Regions from separate parts of the Homo sapiens genome. Here region 1 is linked to region 2. The links are chromatin loops, found by intact Hi-C in ENCODE. Cell type or tissue: Calu3. All regions are shown on one strand. Each heading gives the region's core, and the rest is flanking DNA. Links, peaks and the distances in the headings are about the cores only.

The links. Hi-C counts contacts between places; a loop is a spot of excess contacts. Peaks named below come from ENCODE experiments on the same cell type or tissue, not always from the same donor. Only the 100,000 strongest peaks of a DNase experiment are listed, where the experiment ranks them.
Region 1: it touches region 2 in a loop (4-fold over the local background); 24 of 110 quality-filtered maps call a loop at or near these places.

The regions. Positions count from the first base shown.
Region 1 is chr9:108,412,460-108,423,030 of GRCh38, forward strand. The region is part of intron 1 of LOC105376214 (a long non-coding RNA gene); the gene reads right to left. Among named protein-coding and RNA genes, the nearest start is that of ACTL7B, 440 kb to the right of the region's middle. In Calu3, for the core only: no CTCF peak of the experiment used is centred there; no DNase peak of the experiment used is centred there.
Region 2 is chr9:108,544,993-108,555,563 of GRCh38, forward strand. No RefSeq gene overlaps it. Among named protein-coding and RNA genes, the nearest start is that of ACTL7B, 310 kb to the right of the region's middle. RefSeq lists an enhancer at 6,257-6,758. In Calu3, for the core only: no CTCF peak of the experiment used is centred there; DNase peaks (open chromatin) are centred at 4,479, 6,659 and 7,839.

The sequences.
Region 1 (10,571 bases), core at 1,691-9,690, 130 kb before region 2:
AACAGAGATTATACAAAGAATTGTTAAGAAAGGCTAATACTGTTAACTAGGATACTGAAAGTATAAGAAGGGATGCTAAGGTGTCAAAGGGGAAGCAACTGCAGGAAGCAACTGTCACTCTTCAGGCTGAGAGAACAAAAGAATATGTTTGGAAATACCAAAATTTAGGAGTTTAGAGGGGGATTCCTTTCGAATGAAACTCATATTTCTGCATAGGATTCCCTGTGGTCAGTGCTGGTGTCTCTGATCTCTGCAGATGAGCTGGGAGGGGCCAGACCCAGACTCTGAGGAGGGGTCATCAGCTGACTAGTGCTGATATGTCTGAGGTGGACACCATGCAGCTGGGTCTGCCAGTGTTGGAAAATTCTGACTCGCATTCAGCTACTGCTACAGGAAGAGCTGCTGCTGCCCAGATGAAGCACCAAGGCTGGGGTGACTCGCAGGAGTAGGAAGCAGACAGGAAGGAGCACATCCCTCCCCACAAGCGCCCCCTATGGATAGAATCTCTTATGAAGCCTGCTGGCAAAGCAGAAATGAGGTTTGCAGGCTCCCAGCCCTAGCTCCACGAAGTGGAATGTAGAAGGGTGGGTTTGGAGATGAGAGATAGTCTTCTGAGATATAAAGGAATTTAGAAGGATGCTTGACCTGCCTGAGAGTTAAAAGGCTTAGAAGAGTGATTGCTGCAACTGGATTCAATATCTAGCCATAATATCAATACTTACCAAATGCTTCTTATGTGCCACATATGGCTCTAAGTGTCCTATATGTGTTATTTCTTTACAATAACCTTTAAGTCTTTGTAATAATCCAGTGAGGTGTGCACTACTATTAGCACACTTCTACATGTGAGGAAACTGAAGAACGGAATGGTTGAGTAACTTGGCCAAGGTTGCTCAGCAAATAAGAGACAAATCAGAATTTACACCCAGGCAGTCCGGCTCAGAAATCTAGGGTCTTCACCATGACACAATGCCACCATTCCAATATCTGCCTTTATGTATTAAGCTGCCTTACTAAAATAATAATAGCTAATCTTTATTAAATACCTATGGCTGAGCCCTGTTCTAGGAGTATGTATGTTATGAGAACTAATTCTCGTAACAATTCTATGAAGTAAGTACTATTATTTCCCTTGTTTTACAAATGAGTAAACTTAGACACAGAGAATATAAGTAAGTATCTCAAAGTCTCAGGCCAAGTAAGAGGTTAGGCTGTGATTGAATCCAGTCTGTCTGGCCAGAGAGCCATGATTTTCAACCATCATACTAGGATGTATGATAAATTAAGCCTCTGTAATGCAGAATTTATGGTAGCTCTCCTTAAAAACTCTGTGGCTAGTTACAGTAAATGAGCCTATAGATAATCAAATTTCCATCTTTTTAGACATATTCTATAATGCAGATTTTTACTAATCAAGACTGTCCTTCCTTTCAATGGGAATTAAACTAGCTTTGCTGTATGTCATGGCCCATGAAAAGGGAGTTTCACTGAAGATTATGCATTTAAGAAAACAAGAAATGTCTGAGTCAGTGTTTCTTTTTGACCTCAGTCACCCTGATAAGGCTCTCCCTCCCAGCAAAATCAGACTAGAGCAGTGACATTCCCTTGATCCCCCTGGCTCTGCTCTAGTTCTAAGACATTCGCCGAGAACCCAGACACCAACTGAAGTGGCCAAACATGCAGTTCTCATGTGCCATTTAGCTCATTTTGAGGAAAGCAGCCCTCCTTGGCAGACATCCTTTTGGAACTCCGTTATTCTGAAAATTAAATGAACTAGCCAAATTGTTTTCCGTTCATCCCTGGCCTCTAGCACAATGCCTGGCTCATAGTAATAGCTTAATAAGTCTTCAATGGCTGAGAATGAATTAACAAATGATTTTTCCAGAACACGCAACTATATATATAGTTGAGAGTTCTGGAAAGAGAATTCTGTAGCAAGGAGGGTAAAATCTTCGAAATTACAAAAGTATTCCCAGATAAGGAAGTACTTTCTTCTCAAAGGAAGACTCCCAGCTAAAACCCCAAGGGCAGTGATTTACTGAAAATCTAAACTGTGAGTATTACCATGATTTAGAGGAGAGTTATGTTTCTATATCCCCCTATAGATTATTCACTCTATTCTTAATAGAGTATGTAGCTAACAGTAGCCAGGATCTTTACTAGTTTACACATTTAGCTTTGAAATAATGCCCATTCTTTTCAATGCTTCTTATTTAGCAATATCTTTAACACATATTATTTTTAGTCTTTTTTGTAGTATTTAAGAGCCATTTTTAATCCCTTTGTTTATATATATATATATATATGCACACATGTGTGCACAGATACCTAATAATTCACTTTTTCTGCTAAATTATATGTGATCTATACATATTTAAGCTCTTTCTAATCATTTTATTTTATTAAGCCATATCATTACCTGCTTAATAATGAAAAATTAATATCCAAAACTTTAAAGAAGGAAAGTTTTATGTGAAAAAATTATTTTCTTTATTTCCAAAGGAAGTATTTTTCATTGTTTTGCAAGAAGAGCATATTTCCCTAAAGCCCTACATATTTGTTAAACCTTACCTACACGCAGCATATCAGAAATTCATCCACTCTCTAAAGTGTGGTTATACCTGCTTAATCGCACATATTCAAACAATTTTAATTTAAAAATAAAACAATTTTTTAATGAAGCAGCAAAACATCTTTTCATAATTGAAGCGCAATAGGCGCACAATCAGAATTTTAGTAAAACTAAAAACTGGTAATAAAAATTAAATAAAAGAAGACAGGAAATAATATAAGGTTCTAAAAATTGGTAAGAAAACCATGCCAAATTACCAGCTTTTTTATATATTGCACTTATTATAGTGTAAGTGTTCTTTCCAGAAAAGTGAAGCAATACATTACATTACAAAGAATATAAGAAAAAGAAGAATGTGAAAGCATTTATGATCCAGGAAAAAACATTGTTAAAGTTGTGTAAGTACCCTTCTAATCTCTTATCTATGCACACACATACATACACATAAATAAATGCATAGTTTCCCTTCCCAACATTTAGCTCATATGGAACATACTGTTTTGTAACCTGCCAGGCCTTTTTAAGCCCTGAAATTCAAACTCAAGCCCTTGAGGCAAACTCTTGAAAAAAGGGAGGAACGGGCTTCAATAGAAATCTCACAAGAAAAAGCAAAGGAAGGAAAAATGGAGGGCACATGAGATCAAAGAAGACAGAGGATATGGAACTGAAAGGATATCACAAAGGAAGCAAAAGATAAAGACGGACTTTTTCAATTTAAACCCCATTTTCTAATTTTCTTAATTGCATCAACACTGCGCTATTGTGTGTTTTTAGAAATTCTACTCCTCAATTCAGTCTTCCTCTCCTCCTCTTCCTCCCCCCTTCTCTGTGACTGGGTAGTTCACAGCACAGTGTAGAGATGCCAACTGCTGGAGCCAAATTCAATTCCAAATCCAAACATAAGCAACGTTTGTGAATCGAGATGCTTTGAGGTTCACCCAACTCCAATTTTACCAATTCCCTCCAGGGAAATATTTCTCTTTGAAGCTTCTGTGTACCCAAGTGCATTCTGGGATGGAAGTTTGGGTTTCTGGTGTGGGGCAATTTACGTATAGAATGAATACACTCTGCACCTAACCCTCTTATTACCTCCTGTGTTCCACAGTCTGTGACAATGTATAGTAAAATCAGCACATGAAGGCATGGCTGGAAATCATGCCCCTTTTTGTTCATATGCGTCTAACTTCAAATTTAAAAGGCAAATAAAGAATATTGAATTAGCCCAGATGTTGTAAAGTTGGTATCCATCTTAATTTCTTCAGAAATACTCTTGAACTTCCAAAAAAAAAAAAAAATTGGAAAGGGAAGAGCTTAAAATGAAATTCATTTTAAAATGGTAGTTTTAAAACTGTTAATTGTATCAAACATTGTCTTGCCAATAAACGTCACAGGCCACAAACTGAAACTACAACAAAAATATTTTCTTCCCAAAGAAAATAAGCTGTTCAATTGTGTAAGTTGGAGCATGTTTTTAAATATATGGAACAGGTGGGGGTGCAGTTGAGCAAGTTAAAGGCAATCTACCTGGCCTGAAAGGCCTGAAAGCCCAACTGGAAAAAGAAATAAGCTTGAGCTTAAAGCAAACCTGGAGTTTGAGGAGAGCTCAGAATTTTGTCTATGCGAAGAATTACATGCTAACAAACCCACCTGTCAAGGAGGCCAGCAGCATTCACTAGTGGTTACAATATCATTTTGAGGGACACACTGAATTGGAGGAGCAGTCTCTAAAACCCTCTAGGAACCTGAGCCCCTTCCTTTCCTGGCCTCCTAGGAGCTGCCTTCCTTCTCCTTCTTCATCACCAGGATAAAATAACTTGTGACCAAAACAAAAGAGAAGGCATTGACATTTTCAGTTGGGGTCTCGGATGACTCCATTCTCAATCCCTTGTACCATACATACCTCTGTCAATGTCTTCTCTCAGAATTCGGTGGAAGCTGAGAGTTTGTCACCTTGTTTAGCCCTTTGATACTCCTTCCAGTGTTTCTCGTGATGTCACACCCTTAGTGTATACTCAGGAAGTATGGCCTGCATTATCATATCCTTCTTAAATTACTAAAAATAGATTTGGGGGTGAGCCTGCAGAATTATGTCTCCTGGGCCTCTGAATATCTTTTCTTTTATACTCAATTATTTTGCATTATCCCAGACAATTTCATTTAGGTGTTTGATTAAAAAATAAATACCACTTGGTCGATCCACCATCATTATCTTTTCCAAAATGTATAAATACATAAAAAATAAATGCCTGTTCTTGGTAATGATCATGCTTTCCTCCCCTTGCAGGTCCTAACATTTGCTTGTCAATTTGGAATCTGCATCCTAATACATATTCCCATAGTACCCACATTTTCTTCTTAGTTATGATTCTCCCTGGGCCTCCCTAAAACAAATATGCTTTTGACACAATATATGTTTGTAAAGTGAGAGTATGCACAAAGAATTCCATATGTAAATGTATTGGGTAAATCAAAATGTACTTTTATGACAGAAGAATTAAGAATATTCACAACCTTAAGAACTATACTAAGCTTGCGCTAGTCACTGAGCCATGAAAGGTGATAAAGAATCAGACATAGCTCCTTTGTCATCCTAAGCACACTATATATATATATATGTGTGTGTGTATATATATCTACATCACACTATATATATAGTATACTATATATGTAGCACATTATCTATATATATATATATACAGAGCACACTATCTATATATATAGCACACTATATATATACACACACACAGGCTTACACACATACACACATACTTTTTTTGTTTAAGGTCAATAAAATTGCATCTGTATCATCCTATCATCCTGTTACGAGTTAACCTTAGCATGGTTCCAAGTTTTACTTAAATTAGGCAAGAGTTCATGAGAGGACAGATGACAGCATTGTTGCTGGGTAGTAATTCAAAGCTATGAAGTAAGGTTGCTATTAGCCCACATGTGATGAATGACAATACAAGATGTGGCAGTTGGTCTTAGCCTCCCTATGAAATTCATAGTCTTCCCTTTGAAAACCAGTTGTGGCACAGAGGAAAGGGCACCAGCTCTAGGTAAATGGGTCTTGCCACTTTGTGGCCCAGCATATAAGGAGCTTAGAAGTGGCCACTCTGTCCCAATAAGTAAAAAGCTGAACAAACAGAATAATCAACAATTCTTCTTATTCGTCAGAAAAGTGAGGTCACACAGCAAAATGCTGTTCCCCAAATTTGGAAGACAGGTAGGTAGATACAGGGAATCATAACTTACCAAAGTAGAAACCCACAAGAAGAAATCTCCTTGGAAACTAGTGCCAGAGTAGGGAAACTTGAACTGTAATTAACAACTTGCAGGAGGCTCAGGACAACTCAGAGGACAACTCTGAGAATTAAAAACTGTGGGGAGATTCAGTCAGAGGGACTGGCCTCCACACTTTTATGAGTGTTATCTCCAGGAGTTCAACCGGGTCCACATGGTAAAAATTGGAGAAAATCTTGCACTTCTGACAGGGGAAGAAGAAAGGCATCATTCTGAAATACGCCAGAACATTCTGTTCTTCTTAGCAAAGCGTGACCTTAGGACAAACTATATTTTATCAGAGCCTAAGCTACCTGCGGGAAGGGAAATACCCAACTTCAGCTCCCTGAAGCCTTTCTGTGCCACCTAAGGGGTGAGGGGTGCTAAAAAGCACTGGTGAAGTTCACCATTCAGGGCACCCATTCACCAAAACCCTGAGACTTGATCATAAGTCTATAGAGCACTATCCCCCTTCCTTTACACCTTACTACTACATTTTTAAAGGCCTATTTACTGTAGTTCCAAAAAAACAGAATTACCAGACCAGGAATTTTTTAAACTATAATTAATATGCTAAGGGCTTTGATGGAAAAAGTAGACAAAATGCAAGAACAAATAAATAATGTAGGTAAAGGGATAGAAATCCTAAGAAAAAATTATAAAGAAATACCAGAGATTTAAAAAATTTTAACAGAAATGAAGGATGCCTTGATGGCTCATTAGTCGAGTACACATAGCTGATGAAAGAATTGCTAAGCTTCAGGATAGGACAATAGAAACTTTAAAAATTAAAAAACAAAGAAAAAAATACTGAGAAAAGGGCCAGGCACAGTGGCTCATGCTTGTAATCTCAGCATTTTAGGGGTCTGAGGCAGGAAGATCACTTGAGCTCAGGACTTAAAGACCACTGGGCTATATAGTGACACCCTGTCTCTACAAAAAATGAAAAACAAAACAATCAGCTGGATGTGGTGGCATGAACCTGTAGCACCAGCTACTCAGGAGGCTGAGATGGGAGGATTGCTTGAGCCCAGGAGGTCAAGACTGCAGTGAGCTGTGATCATACCACTGTACTCTAGCCTTGGTAACAGAGTGAGACTTTGTCTCTAAAATAAATAAATAAATACTGAAAAAAAAAGCAGAATAGAATATCCAAGAACTATGGGACAACTACAAGATGTATAACATACACACAATGGGAATAACAAAAGGAAAGAGATAAAGGAATAGAAGCAACATTTAAAGCAACAATGACTGAGCATTTCCCCAAAACTGATGTCAGACATCAAACCACAGATCCAGGAAACCCAGAGAACACCAATCAGGATAAATGCTGAAAGCACTACACCTAAGAATAGCATATTCAAACTTCAGAAAATCAAAGAAAATAATGTGGAAAAAGTCAGAGGAAAAAACACTTAACCCTTTGCTGTGGTTTGAATGTGTCCCCTCCAAAATTCAGATGTTGAAACTTAATAGCCAATGTGAGAGTAGTAAGAGGTGGGTGTCCATTAAGAGGTTGATCAGGCCATAAGTACTTCTCCCTCATGAACGGAACTAAGGCCTTTATAAAAGAGGTTTCATATAGTATTCAGCCCTTTAGCCCTTCCATTTCTTCTACCATGTCAAGACACAGCATTTCCTCCTTCCAGAGGTTGTACGATCAAGGTGCCATCTTGGAAGCAGACAGTAGCCCTCATCAGACACCAAACCTGCCAGCAACTTGATCTTGGACTTCCCAGCCTCAAGAACTACGACAAATAAATGTCTGTTCTTTGTAAATTACCCAATGTATGGTATTTTGTTATAGCAACACAAGCAGACTAAGACACTAGTAGAGGAGCAAGAAAAAAATTATGTCTAATTTCTCAGAAACTGTGCAAGCAAGAAGAGTAAAGTGAAAAATGTTAAGTATTCAGAGAAAGAAAAAAAAACACCAGTCTAGAATTCCGTACCCTGAAAAATTATCCTTCAAAGGTGAAGTAGAAATAAAGACTTTTTCAGACAAATAAAAATTAAGAGATGTAGTGTTCAGGCCTGCCTTGCAAAATATTTTAAAAGAAATTTTTCAGAGAAGGAATATAATATAAATTAGAGGTTCAGATCTACATAAAAAAAGAAAGAGCATTGGAGAATAAATGAGTGAAGGTAAAATAAAACTATTCTTTTTCTTAATGGACCTAACAGATAAAAGTTTGTTCAAAATGATAATAACATCAATATATTCAATTACATATGCATATATATATGCTTACATATATGTGCTTATATATAAGTGAAATGAATAATAGCAATGATACAAGAAATGGGAGGGAGAAATTATAAATATTTTATTATTTTAAGATACTTGCACTACCCATGAAGTGGTATCATGTTATTGGAACGTGGACTTGGATTAGTTGCAAATGTGTATCGCAAACTCTAGGGTAACCATTTTAAAAAGTTTTTTTGAATGTATAATTATATGCTAAGAAAGGAAAGAAAGTTGAATAAAATAAAATGCTCAATAAAACCACAAAAAAGTGGAAAAGGTATGGAAGACAGATATAGGAACAAAGAACAAGAACAACAAGTAGAAAAGAATAACAAATATGGTAGATATTAATCCAAGTAAATAAATAATTATCTTAAAAGTCAATGATCTAAATACAACTATTAAAAGACAGAGATTGACCAAACCAAGACTCAAGTATATGTTGTCTTTAAAAAACCCACTTTAAATATAAAAACACATACAGATTAACAATAAAGGGACAGAGAAAGATATACTATGCTAACACTAATCAAAAGAAATCAGGAGTCTGGGCACAATGTCTCACACCTGTAAACTCAGGACTTTGGGAGGCTAAGGCAGGAAGATAGCTTGAGCCTAAGAGTTTGAGACCAGCCTAGGGAACATAGCCAGACTCTATCTCTAAAAACAGAAAGAAAGTAGGAGTAGCAATGTTAGTTTCTGACAGAGCATACTTCAAAAGAAGGAATGTTATGAGGAACAACGAGGGTGTTACATAATAACAAAGGGGTCAACATCCCAAGAAGATATAGCAATTGTTAATGTGTATGAACCTAACAATAGAGTGTCAAAATATGTGAGAAAAAATTAAAAGAACTGCAAGGAGATATAGATGAATTCACTATTATAGTTGAAGACTTTACAACTTCTCTTTCAGACAAAGAGGTAGACAGATCAGGTAAGAAGAAAATAAATAGGGACATAGTTGAACTAAACAGCACCATCAATCAACTGCATATAATTGACAACTATAGACTACTTCATCCAACAATAGTAGATTACACATTATTCTCAAGCAAACATGTAGTATTCATCAAGATAGGACACATTCTGGGACACAAAAGAAAAACATTATTTTTTTTTTCCTTTCTAAAAAAAAATTTAGTAGAAATAAGGTCTCACTATGTTGGCCAGGATGATCTTAAACTCCTGGCCTCAAGTGATCCTCCTGCCTTGGCCTCCCACAATGCTGGGATTACAGACATGAGTCACCACACCTGACCAACAAACTCTTGAAAATAATATACAATCTCTACCCTCAGATCACAATGGAATTTAGTTGAATTTCTAGTTAGAAATCAATAACAGAAAGATAACTAGAAAATCCCAAAATACTAGAAAGTTACACAAAACACTCCTAAATAACACATGAATCAAAAAAGAAATCCCAACAGAAATTTTAAGATATTTTAACTAAATAAAATTAAAAATACAATTTATCAAAATTTGTGGGATTTAACAAAAGCAATGCTTAGAAAGAAATTTGCAGCACTGATTGCATTTATTAGAAAAGAAGAAATGTCTAAAATCAATTATCTAAGTTTCCACCTTAGGAAACTAAAAAAGAGAAGAGCAAATTAAGTCCAAAATAAGAAGAGTAAAACAAATAATAAAAAGTTAGAGCAAATATCAATAAAATCAAAATGGAATATCAATACAAAAATCAACAAAACCATCTTTATTATTTATTATTATTGCTCACTGCAACCTCTGCCTCCTAGGTTCAAGCGATTCTTCTGCCTCAGCCTCCTGAGGAGCTGGGATTACAGGTGCCCACCACCATGCCAGGCTAATTTTTGTATTTTTAGTAGAGATGGGGTTTCACCATGTTGTCCAGTCTGGTCTTGAACTCCTGACCTCAGGTGATCCACCCACCTCAACCTCCCAAAATGCTGGGATTACTGGCATGAGCCACCGCGCCCAACCCGACATTGAGGAAACTTAAATGCATACTGCTAAGTGAAAGAAGCCAGTCCAAAATGGCTCCATACTGTATGCTTCTAACTATATGACATTCTAGAAAAGGCAAAACTATGGAGATATTAAAAAGATCAGTGGTTGCCAGGTGTTTGGGGAAAAGGAAGGAGTAATAAATACAGTAGTTTCTTCTTATCCCCAGGGGGTTACACTCCAAGAGTCCTAGTGGATGCCTGAAACTGAAGATAGTGCCAAACCCTATATATTGTATACTATGTTTCTATGATAAAGTTTAATTTATAAGTTAGGCACAGTAAGAGATTAACAACAACAATAAAGTAGAAAAATTATAACAATATACTGTAATAAAAGTTATGTGAATATAGCCTCTCTGTTCTCTATCAAAATACTTATTGTACCGTACTCACCTATTTTTGGACTGTGGTTGTCTGAGGGTAACTGAGACCAGGGAAGGTGAAACCACAGATAAGAGGGACTACAAGGGAT
Region 2 (10,571 bases), core at 1,217-9,216:
GAGGACACAGCTTTTAGCCTCTAAAAGATTCCACTCTCCCCAGATAACACGGACTTGTGACCACAGAACCCTTCTAACAATTTCCCTGAACACCCAGGACTCTTGCAGGCTGCCATGCTTTGCACATTCCATTCCTTTCCTGGAGAAAGTCTTTCCCATCTTCGCTTTCTAGAAAAATCTTGCTCAATTTTCCAAGCCCAGCTACACATGGCCCATCTCTGATGCAGCCTGTCCCAGATCCCCCATGGACAATGTGGCTATGGAGCCCCTGAGTCCCTTCTTAGGCTGCCCTGGCTTCTGCCACAGCTCTGTGCACTGTGGTCCGTGTAGAGGAGTTCTCATTCAGAGAGAGTTGGCCCTGAAGGAGTGGACTAAACGAGGGAAGCTCCCACAGCATGAAGAGCACCATCTTCCCAAGTCATCTTCACTTATGTTCCAACTCAAAGCAAGGGAGCAGAGCACAGCTGTGCAATGATGGGAAAGGTGTATACTGATCAGTAATCCTTATGGAAGAGAAAATAGTGAAGAGGAGGGAGGGGCTCTGTATGCCTTTGTAAATCAAAAGCACCCCAGACAGTATTTACTGCCTCAATTCTGTCAATAATGTATCATCGTCACAGCTCCATATGTCAGAGTTGGAAGTTAACATTCCAACATTCTGTTCCCTTTAGTAATGCTTGGATCTGGAGGATATGTGCTGGTCTGGAAAAAATTTTAAAAAGACTCAAAAAGGGCTGGACACGGTGGCTCATGCCTGTAATCCCAGCATTTTGGGAGGCCAAGGCGGGAAGATCACCTGAGGTCAGGAGTTCAAGACCAGCCTGGCCAACACGGTGAAACCCCGTCACTACTAAAAATACAAAGATTAGCCGGGTGTGGTGGCGGGCACCTGTAATACCAGCTGCTTGAAAGGCTGGGGTAGTAGAATCACTCGAACCCCAGAGGCGGAGATTGGAATGAGCCAAGATCACGCCACTGCACTCCAGCCTGGGTGACAAGAATGAAACTCTGTCTCAAAGATAAAAAAAATTTTTTTTTAAAAGTCCTAAAAGAATTTGTCAGAGCCTGTATATCCCTGCCCCAGTAGCCAACACTGATCCTACGTGACAACAGCCTTCTGGTTACTAGAGAGAAGATTCCACTGTGGAGCAGGATTCACTGTCTCTCCAAACCCTTTAATGCCATCTGCTTTGCTTTCATGTTCACCAACATACTACTGAAGATTAATTTCCTTGCCTTGCTAGCCTGCCAGTATAACATAATTACTAGGAGCATGGGCTATGGTATCAAACTTGGCAGTATTCAAAACCCAGCACCACCATTTTCTTAGGAACCTTAGACAACTAACAATCTCTTGGAGGCCTACTTTCCTTATCTCTGAAATTGTAACAGAGAGAAATACCAACGTTTTAAGTCAGTTGTGGGATTAGATAACGTAAGGCACAGCAAGTACACAGTGCTTGGCAGACAGTAACCCCTCAGTAAAGGGCAGTTATTATTAGTAGTATATTTTTACTGTTACTTCCTTGATACAGTGTCTAGAACATATCTAGATTTTCTATCTTATAAATTCAGGCACTGACATTCAGCTTCTACCAGCTAGAGTGAGAGCTAAGAATTCACTCAGCATGACAGTGAGCTTGATAAGGTTTAGGAATAATGACTAGCTAGTGTTCTTGGACCTCAAAACCTTGGGTCAGTCCCCTGTGACATTACTGTCCTGGCATCAACTTCTGCTCCACTCTGTGGCCCCTCATTCCCACCCCATTGGCCGATCACCCTTGCTTTTGAAAAGCTCTAGGTTGCTTTCTCTGTTTCAATGAACTTCAAACGCTCTTTCATGTGAATGGCCCCCTACCAGAATATTAGCATGTGGAGGCCAAGGCACTGTTTTCCCTGTCTCTAGAGCTCAGCACCTGGCCCAGAACAAGTCTTACTGTGTATGGAATGGACAAATGACTTTAGCAGGAAGTCACAAGTGACTTGATGAAGATATTATTATTTAGGTCCATGAATGACAGTGTTCGATGAGACCAAAATGGAAGAAAACATTAGTTCCTTTTGTAACTTGTTTTCTTAGTTCTAATTATTTCAGAACATGCATTATTCCCACAGTGTCCCATCCTCTCCTCTTCTTCCCATTGCTCTTTTTAATCTTCACATCCCACTTCTGCCTCTTATGTGGAAAGCCCAAAGTGGAAAGATCAATGAGGAAAATGAGTACTGTATGGACTATCATCAGCATTCATCCACCCTGAGTTCAAGAGGCATCCCCCTGTGGAGAGCTCAGTAAGAACTCAGTCAAACCTAGACTGTCCATGAAGCACCACGGGTTAATAAATAAAGAACAGAGGAATAAGAGATTAAGACACTAAAGGAATATAAGATAAAGTTAGAGAAACCCAAGTAGCTGCCCAGGACACTAGCTGTATTAGGATGCCAAATAGGTCCCCCAAATCTCAAGGACTTAATACTACAAAAATTTCTTTCTTGATCATAACACATATCTCATGCAGGTCAGGAGAGGGCTCCATCTGGTTATGCAAGGACCCAGCCTAGCAGGGGGAAGAGCCATGATGTTGTGACACCACCATCCTAACACATGGCTTCAATGCTCACCATGACAAAGGAAGAGAAAGAAGAGGAAACTCACCCTCACTTCTAAATATCTTGGCCCAAAATGACAAACATCACTTCCACCCACAGCCCATTGGATGGACCTACTCAAGAAGCAGGACCTACTTCTTGAACTGCAAGAAGACTGGCATGTGAGGCCCTTCTAGATGCTCCAAAGGAGAGAATATGAGAATATGCATAACTGAAGTCTCTACCACAAATTTTGAAACATCATGGGAATCAGTAATAAGGTCGGTAGTAAACTCAGATTTCCATGTATAGAACTGGTAAAACAGAGAGCACCCTCAAGTGGAAATTTTACAATCGCGACTCACTGGGATCACCCTGTTAATAATGAGGTTAGTTTCATTATGGACATTGCTCAGTACAATCGTGGCCTACCCACCTATCCAAAGACCAGTCAACTGATTTTCCCTGGAAGCTAGCAGAAAATCTGAAACCAAATCATACCTAGGGTCATGCTGTTTATTGGCAATGGGTGATTTTGTGTACTACTTAAAATTTAATTCCATTAACAGGCTTCCCAAGAAGTTGTCTGGATCAGAAAATCAAACCAAAAAAGCTTAAGAGAGTGAAAAACAGAAAAGTGAGACATTTTTGGTAAAAGGTAAACCAGGAATAGCAAATTTTAAAGCTCTTCTGAATGAGATTGTGCAACTATATTATTGGAAGTTACCTTCATCCTTCTGAGTTTTAGTGACTTATGCTATCCATATATAGTGATGGAAAAACTAGGACCTAGATGGCTATTTCAAATACACTGAAATATTATATTAGAGGCAATGCATATAATGAATTCCTTGTTTTATTATTTTTTAATGATTATTACTGATACAGGGTCTATCACCCAGACTGGAGTGCAGTGGCACAATCTTGGCTCACGGCAACCTCTGTCTCCTGGGCTTATGAGATCCTCCCACCTCAGCCTCTTGAGTAGCTGAGACTACAGACATGCATCCCTGCACCCTGGCAAATTCTGTGTTTACAATGTTAACATAGAGTGAAATAAATTCAGTATAATAGAGAATCGGCTTCTCTCCTCCTTCACTAAAATAAATATTGAGCAAATATCTTTAAAACATTGATAAGAACAGATGCCAAATTAGCCATCTGAGGCATCCCACATCTCACCCCAGGCCTGGGCACAATATAGGTCTAATGGAGCCAGAGGCAACTCTATCTTTCTGTAGGCACAAGGGAGGCATCTTGATGCAGACAAAGACATTGGATTTGCATCCAACAGCATATAAGTACTGGCGAGGCAAGTTACTCGCCAACTTGGACAACCTATTTAAACTAGCAAATGGCAATAAGAATGCTTATCTTATCAGATTATTTATTTGGTGAAATAAATAAGCTATCAAATATATATCTCCCAGCATGAACCTGCCTGGTAGATAATAGAGCTTTAGTATCTAGACCTAAATCGATTGACTGTTGTTGCAGGCAGGAGACTTGAACTTCAGCCAAGCAAGATCAACATGAAGTGGGACAATTCAACAAACTATGCCTCAGCTTTCCTTTCCGCAAAGTAGAGATGACAACAATTGCTTCCACCTTCACAAGAGAGCTATGAAGATGACCAAGATAAAGCAGGAAAGACCTCTGAACTCTCAGGAAAAAAGACACTAGAGAAATCCACACTATTATTACCTTTGCTGAGTAATAATAGGGGATTTTCCCAACCAGGAAACAGCTCTCTACTCTTGAGAATGCTCACTGTCCATATCATGCAAATGCTACAGTGCTGACCTATTTGCCAATGTCAAGTAAAATCTTGGCAGGGCTGTTAGTTAACCAAGTTCATTATCCTTAAAGACAAAGTATCAGGTGAACAGGAAAATCCCGAGAGGGCCTCCCTCCTGCATTCTGAGTGTAGGAGTGACTGAACAGGTTTGGTGCTGAGTCGTCAGCAACAAAAGAGAACTAAACAAAACTTTACGCATCCAGTTTAGTTTGCATGCTTTTCGGACATCCCTGGGGTTTCCCATTTCCTGTTCCCAGTGTCCAGTGGAAGAGCCCTTTTCTCCTAGGGACCACAGATCCAGCACCACTTTTCTTAATGACTTATATTTGCCAACTGGCCGACAAGCAATCCAGGAGCTGCCCTTGTAGAGCCAAGCATGAGATTTCACTCAAAAAAACACAACAAAAACAAAAAAAAAAACAAAAAAAAAAACCCACATGCAGCATTTGTTACTTCTACAATGGGAAAGAAACATTCACGAAAACTTAATTTTGAGCTGAATTAGAGCCCACTTTGGCAAAGGGGGGAAAAATGTGTTTTCACGTTTGCTCCAAATGGTAGCAAACCTCTGCACAGGCCCACAGCCTAGAAGAGGCAGCTCATAAAATCTTCTTTGAAACTTTTTAGTAAAACAAAACTCATTTCTATAGGACCAATCCCTCCTGAAAACACCATGGCAGATCCTTGCTGGCCTTCTGAACAGTGAGCACACCCCTGGGAATAACACAAGTCCCTGTCCTTAAAGAAGCGGATGTCTCTGAGCACTGTCTCATTAATCTTCATGACCAAGCTACAACGAAGTCAAAAACAGTCATTATTTTTTCCCATTCTGCAAATTTTATGGGCTCCAACACTTGCCTGAGGTAACAGGACACATTTGCGGCAGAGTCAGGCCTCCAGGACTGGCCAGCCTCCTGGGAAATTACTGCTTTTCAGCAAGTTCTTGTGTCATCATACGGCCACTCATTTGTTCACATGCTGGACAAGCATTCACTGGATGCTGACTCTGTGCCAGCCACTGAGCTTCATGCCAGGATGGACAACTGATTAATAGGAAAGGCCCTGCCCCAGATAAATTTACAATTTAGGAGGCAGAGGCTGGCAAGTCAATAGATAATTACAAGAAGATCTGAGAACCACAGGCAATATAACTGAGTGGTGAGGAGCACGCTAGGTGTAAAGCAGACCTGGGTTCAAATTCCAGCTCAGCCTTACATTTGCATTTTTTTCATAGTACTTATCTCCTTCTAACATTCTACATATTTTACCTCTTTATTGTTTATACACATATACATGCATGCACGCACGCACGTGCACACACACACACACACACACACAAGAATAAAAATTATATGAGGACAGACATCTTTGTCTGTTCAGGGATGTATCTCCAGGGTCTAAAACAGTACCTGGCATGTAGCAGGAGTTGAATAAATATCCGTTGGATGAGTAAATTCACTATGTGTCCCTAGGAAATGTACTCATCCTCTTTGAGCTTCAGTTTGCTTGTCCATACTAAAGGGGACGCCAAGGTGATGGGATTAGATAACATATAAATGCCCGGCAAAGAGCCCAGCAAAGATTATCATAAGCAAAATAAATGGCTATTCATGTTCAATATTGATAATACAGTGGGCTTCAGTGCTAAGAGGGTCTTAATGAGCATCAGTAGTCTCTGCTTGGGAGTGTCAGGGAAGCTTGCCATGTTGAGTGCTGAAGGATGAGTAGTACAATGTTGCTAGAAGAAAAGAAGAAAGAAAAAGGACACAAAGCAGCAAGGAAGGCAAGACAAAGGCTGCGAAGCCTTCATGCTGCTCTCAAGCCCTACTGTCTAAAACACCATATCCCATTTTTGCTCACAGCCATCCATCCCTGTGCCCTTGACAACTCCTATACTTGAGGGGTACTATCTCCAGGATCAGTTTCAGGACCCAGCATAGAGCAAACGTCCCCTAATTCCTCCTACACAGAGGCAGATTAGTCTTCAAAGATATTGCAGCGTTGGCCTTTCCTTGGGGCCCTTGCCACGGGCTGGATTCTGTGTGCTCAGTATAAATCCACAGAGATGAGGCTGGCCATGTAGTGACTGCAAGAAGTAAAAGAAGCTTTCCGCTCGATGACACATCTCTGATTCAGTCTGCCCTGACAAAGCTGGAGATTAAGTTTCCTTGCCTAAAGCTGCAAGGAGAAACATGACACCCTTTGCTGGCTACAAGTGGAACACGCTTTATTAACCCAGCCTTAATTATATTCCATTTTGAGATTCAATAGTTTCGATTGCAACACTGCATGAAACCAGGGTGACTTGCACCCCATGGGACTCTGTCCATAAATGAAAACGGAAAAGTGCCTTGAAGGCAGTGACCCGCTTATGCCAGCCAGTCAGAGACGCAGCCTAGAGCCTGTGCCTGGCTCCGGGGGAGCCCCAGAGGTGGCCAAATCAGGGCAGGGCTGGGTCCATAGTCAACTGGGTAATGGGAAGGTGGCTTCTATTTATGAAAGAAATGATGGCTCTCTCTGAAAAGTCTGAAGCGAATGTGGCAGGAGTTGCATATAGCCTAACATGCATGCAGCTCTCACCTCACAAATGAAATTCTTTTTCATCTGATCATCACATTCTCTCTTTTCCTCTCCCAGTTTTGAGGAAAAAAAAAAGCAGATTACCTTTCTTTTTTGTATACAGATTACAGTCTACCCTATCTGAGGCAAGCGAGCTAACCTTGTATTCTTTTTTTGAGGTCAAATTTTCTGCAAATATTTTACATGCCTTCCTACGCTTTTCAAATAAGGTAACTGAGGCAGTTGATTGGTCCGAGGGCTGAGTGTCTCCATTATAATACTAATAGCTACCTATTATTGAGCATTTACTATATGCCAAGGAATATGTGAAGGGTTCTATGTGAATTATCTCATTAAAGCTTCGCAACAGCTTTAAGGGCCAACATGTGCATTTCATTTTTCTCATTCCCACAGTGAGAAAAAGGCAGAAGAGAGACTCCCACCCAAATCTACATGAAGCCCAAGTTTGCACCCTTCTTGCTACACTCTGCCTCCACTGCACTGCAGGATCGAGAGGACAGGGAGGATGCCTGAGTCATACTACGTCCCCCAGCACCTGGGAGAAGTCCTGATGAATGGCAGACCTCAGTAATGTTTGGTTAGTTAATTAATTAATTAGGTAATTTTAAAGAACCTTAGACTGGGAACAAAAGGGTTAGTTGGAAGCCAGCTCTGACAGTAATAAGCCACATGGATTTGAGCCAGGTACTTCCCCTATGGGCCTTGGCCTTCCCATTTGAACAGTGAAGCAGCTGGACTAGATGACCTCTGATGGTACCTGATTCAGGGTCTTGCCCCAAGTTCACCCAGCCAGGCAACGTCAAAAGTCTGCCTCCTCATCTCCCACCCCACATCCAAGTCCACGTTCACAAAAACAGGCCCTTAGCCTGACAACATGTTGGCCCAAGCCCCAGTGAGTCATATGTCAAGCTAAGCAGGTACGTAGGCGTGTCTATGAGTTACTGCTAAAAACGCAAGGCTGTTGACTGTCTACTAAAGGGAAGAACAGTTAGCACAACCAGAAACCAGCGTTCTCTTCAAGCCCAGGAATGGAAAGGAAGAGCCTTTCTAAATATAAGGGACCCTCATCTCAATCAGGGAGACATGCAAATGTTTAAAAAAGAGCCTTCTTGGACACAGGTGAGGTGTTTAAAATTAAACCCTTATCACTTAGTCACTGTTACCAGAACAATTTGGTTGTTTTGCCACATTCAGTACATTGCTTTTAGCACCTACCTGGTACTAAGTACTAAACAAGGCAAAAAGAATATAAAGAGAAAAACAAACAAACAATTCTTACCTCAAGAGCACACAATCTTGTGAGAGACAACTATAAGCCAAGTTGGACTTTTAGGAGTGAAAAAAAGGAAGTGCTAATTCTAACAGGGAAATGGGAAAGGAGGAAGAGAGGGTGGAGGTTGGGGCTGCTTTCTCAGTGGACACATTTGATTGAAACCTTGATGAAGAAATAGGCTTTGACAGGTGGAAGTAAAAGAAGACTATTTACCCCCAGGCAAATGATTAGCAAGTGTTAGTTGTCTCAGCATGATGTGTACACACGTGCACACACATGGGTATCCATATTCAGAATGTCCCTTTGCACGCACCTGCACCCATTCATTGAGGTTTCTGTCAGCCAGCCCCAGGAGTGCTCACTAACCATTAGGACAACTGGTCACATTCCCCAGAATGGCCAGATGGAAACACATGTCTCTGTTAAGTACAATTTAAACCATATGCTTCTGGTTTATTTCTGCCTAGTTCATCAAAATTATCTTTCACATTTTAGTTTGGATAGCCAGGAGCCTTCCAAGATCTTTTTTTTTTTTAATTTTACCGTGTAGGAAGTCACTTTTATCGAAGTGAAACACACTGAATTCTCAAAAGATTCCAGGATGCTCTTAGCAGAGGATGTGTTTGGATTCACACACAACGTCTAAAAAGGGAGAGATTCTTCCAAAGTGGGTTTATTAGTTCTGCATTTTCCTCTATTTAATACTTCCCATAAAATTTAATGTGAATATATAGTTTATAAGGTAATTCAGGGCCCCAGGGCAGGGGCCGGCAACTAAAGCCTGAGGGCCAAACCTGACCTGCCATCTATTTATGCATGACCCATGTGTTAAGACTTGCTTTTACATTTTTACTTTAAAACAAAATTTGTTTTAAAAGATGAGATCTTGCTATGTTGCCCAGGCTGGTCTCAAACTCCTGAGCACAAGTCATCCTCCCGCCTCAGCCTCAGGCACATGCCACCACACCTGGCTAATTTATACATTTTAAATGATTGGGAAAATTTAAAGAATAGTCATATATTTTGTAACATGTGGAAATTACATGAAATTCATATTTGTGTTCATAAAGTTTTATTAGAATACAGCCATTCTCATTCATTTACATATTATCTGTGGCCACTTTCACACCACGGTGACAGGGTTGAATAGTGGTAACAGATACCATACGACCTGCAAAGCCTAAAATATTTACTATCTCACCTTTTGCAGAAAATGTTTGCCAACATCTGCTCTAATGTAATAGAATGCTCTTGCTGAACTAGATGCTAAGATTTTTTTTAATGAGTCCTAAAGCTGAAAAATGAAATCATATGAAAGTTGCTGGTAGTTTTTATCTTCTAGGAACTAAAGGGTTGAATTTACCTTTAGGTCACACTGTCCCAAAAGTTTTTGAAAAATAAATCTAATGGGCCTTTTAATTAACCCGATGTAAAGCATTATACCCTGCCATTATATTTGAGGTAAAATAAAGTCCCCATTAATCTGAATGTAGATGTTTATACTAAAAAGTAGAGAATTCTCTTTGGTATATAAGTTAGATATTTGTTTAAGCATAGCTATGTGTTTGCAGACTTTGTAGCTTCTTTGAAGAAAACATTTCTTTTCCATATATGGTTTCGCTCTTGCCTGTGATTGTATACTACTGCTTATTCTTGGGAAAAGGGGTGTGTGTGTGTGTGTATGTTTTACAGAATTTTTTCACAGGAGATTGGTAGTAAAGACCTAAAAAATCTGGAAGATTCTATATTTAAGCTGTGGTTAAGATGAGCTTGGCTATGTTTAAGTCATCTTGAAATAGACTATGATGTTATGCACGATGAATAATAACCAGTGCTTTGTGAAATAATGGTGAAATAGTGCACTCTGATGTGATGGTCTTTGGGGGATCAAGAGCTCATGGGCAGAGCTTCCCCTGGAAAGAATGAATGTCCCTGCTGCACATTATTCTCAAGAGAAGCCAAGTGCCTATGCCAACATATGAGGACTAAGGAGGCGAGACCTGGCTGGTGGGAGTGGGAGGGAGATGGGAATAAAATTCTATTCTCATTGGGCTGTCATAAGTTGAGGTCTAGACTCCAGCGAAGGAGACAGGCTAAAGGTCAGAAAGACTCCCATAGGGAAAGGAAAATGGCCTCTATGAGATAGGTAGGCTGGACAATGACCATTCAGGGGCCTACAGAGGATGGGTCTGGACCTATGGTCCCTGAAACGGACATATGAAATAGCAGTTTTTTAATATTCTCTGCTTGTATTTGCCTCCTATAATCTCCAAAATTCCATAAAGTTGTGTTCAAAACTTACAGCCTAGGCTTGAGTGTGCTGTGATCAAATAA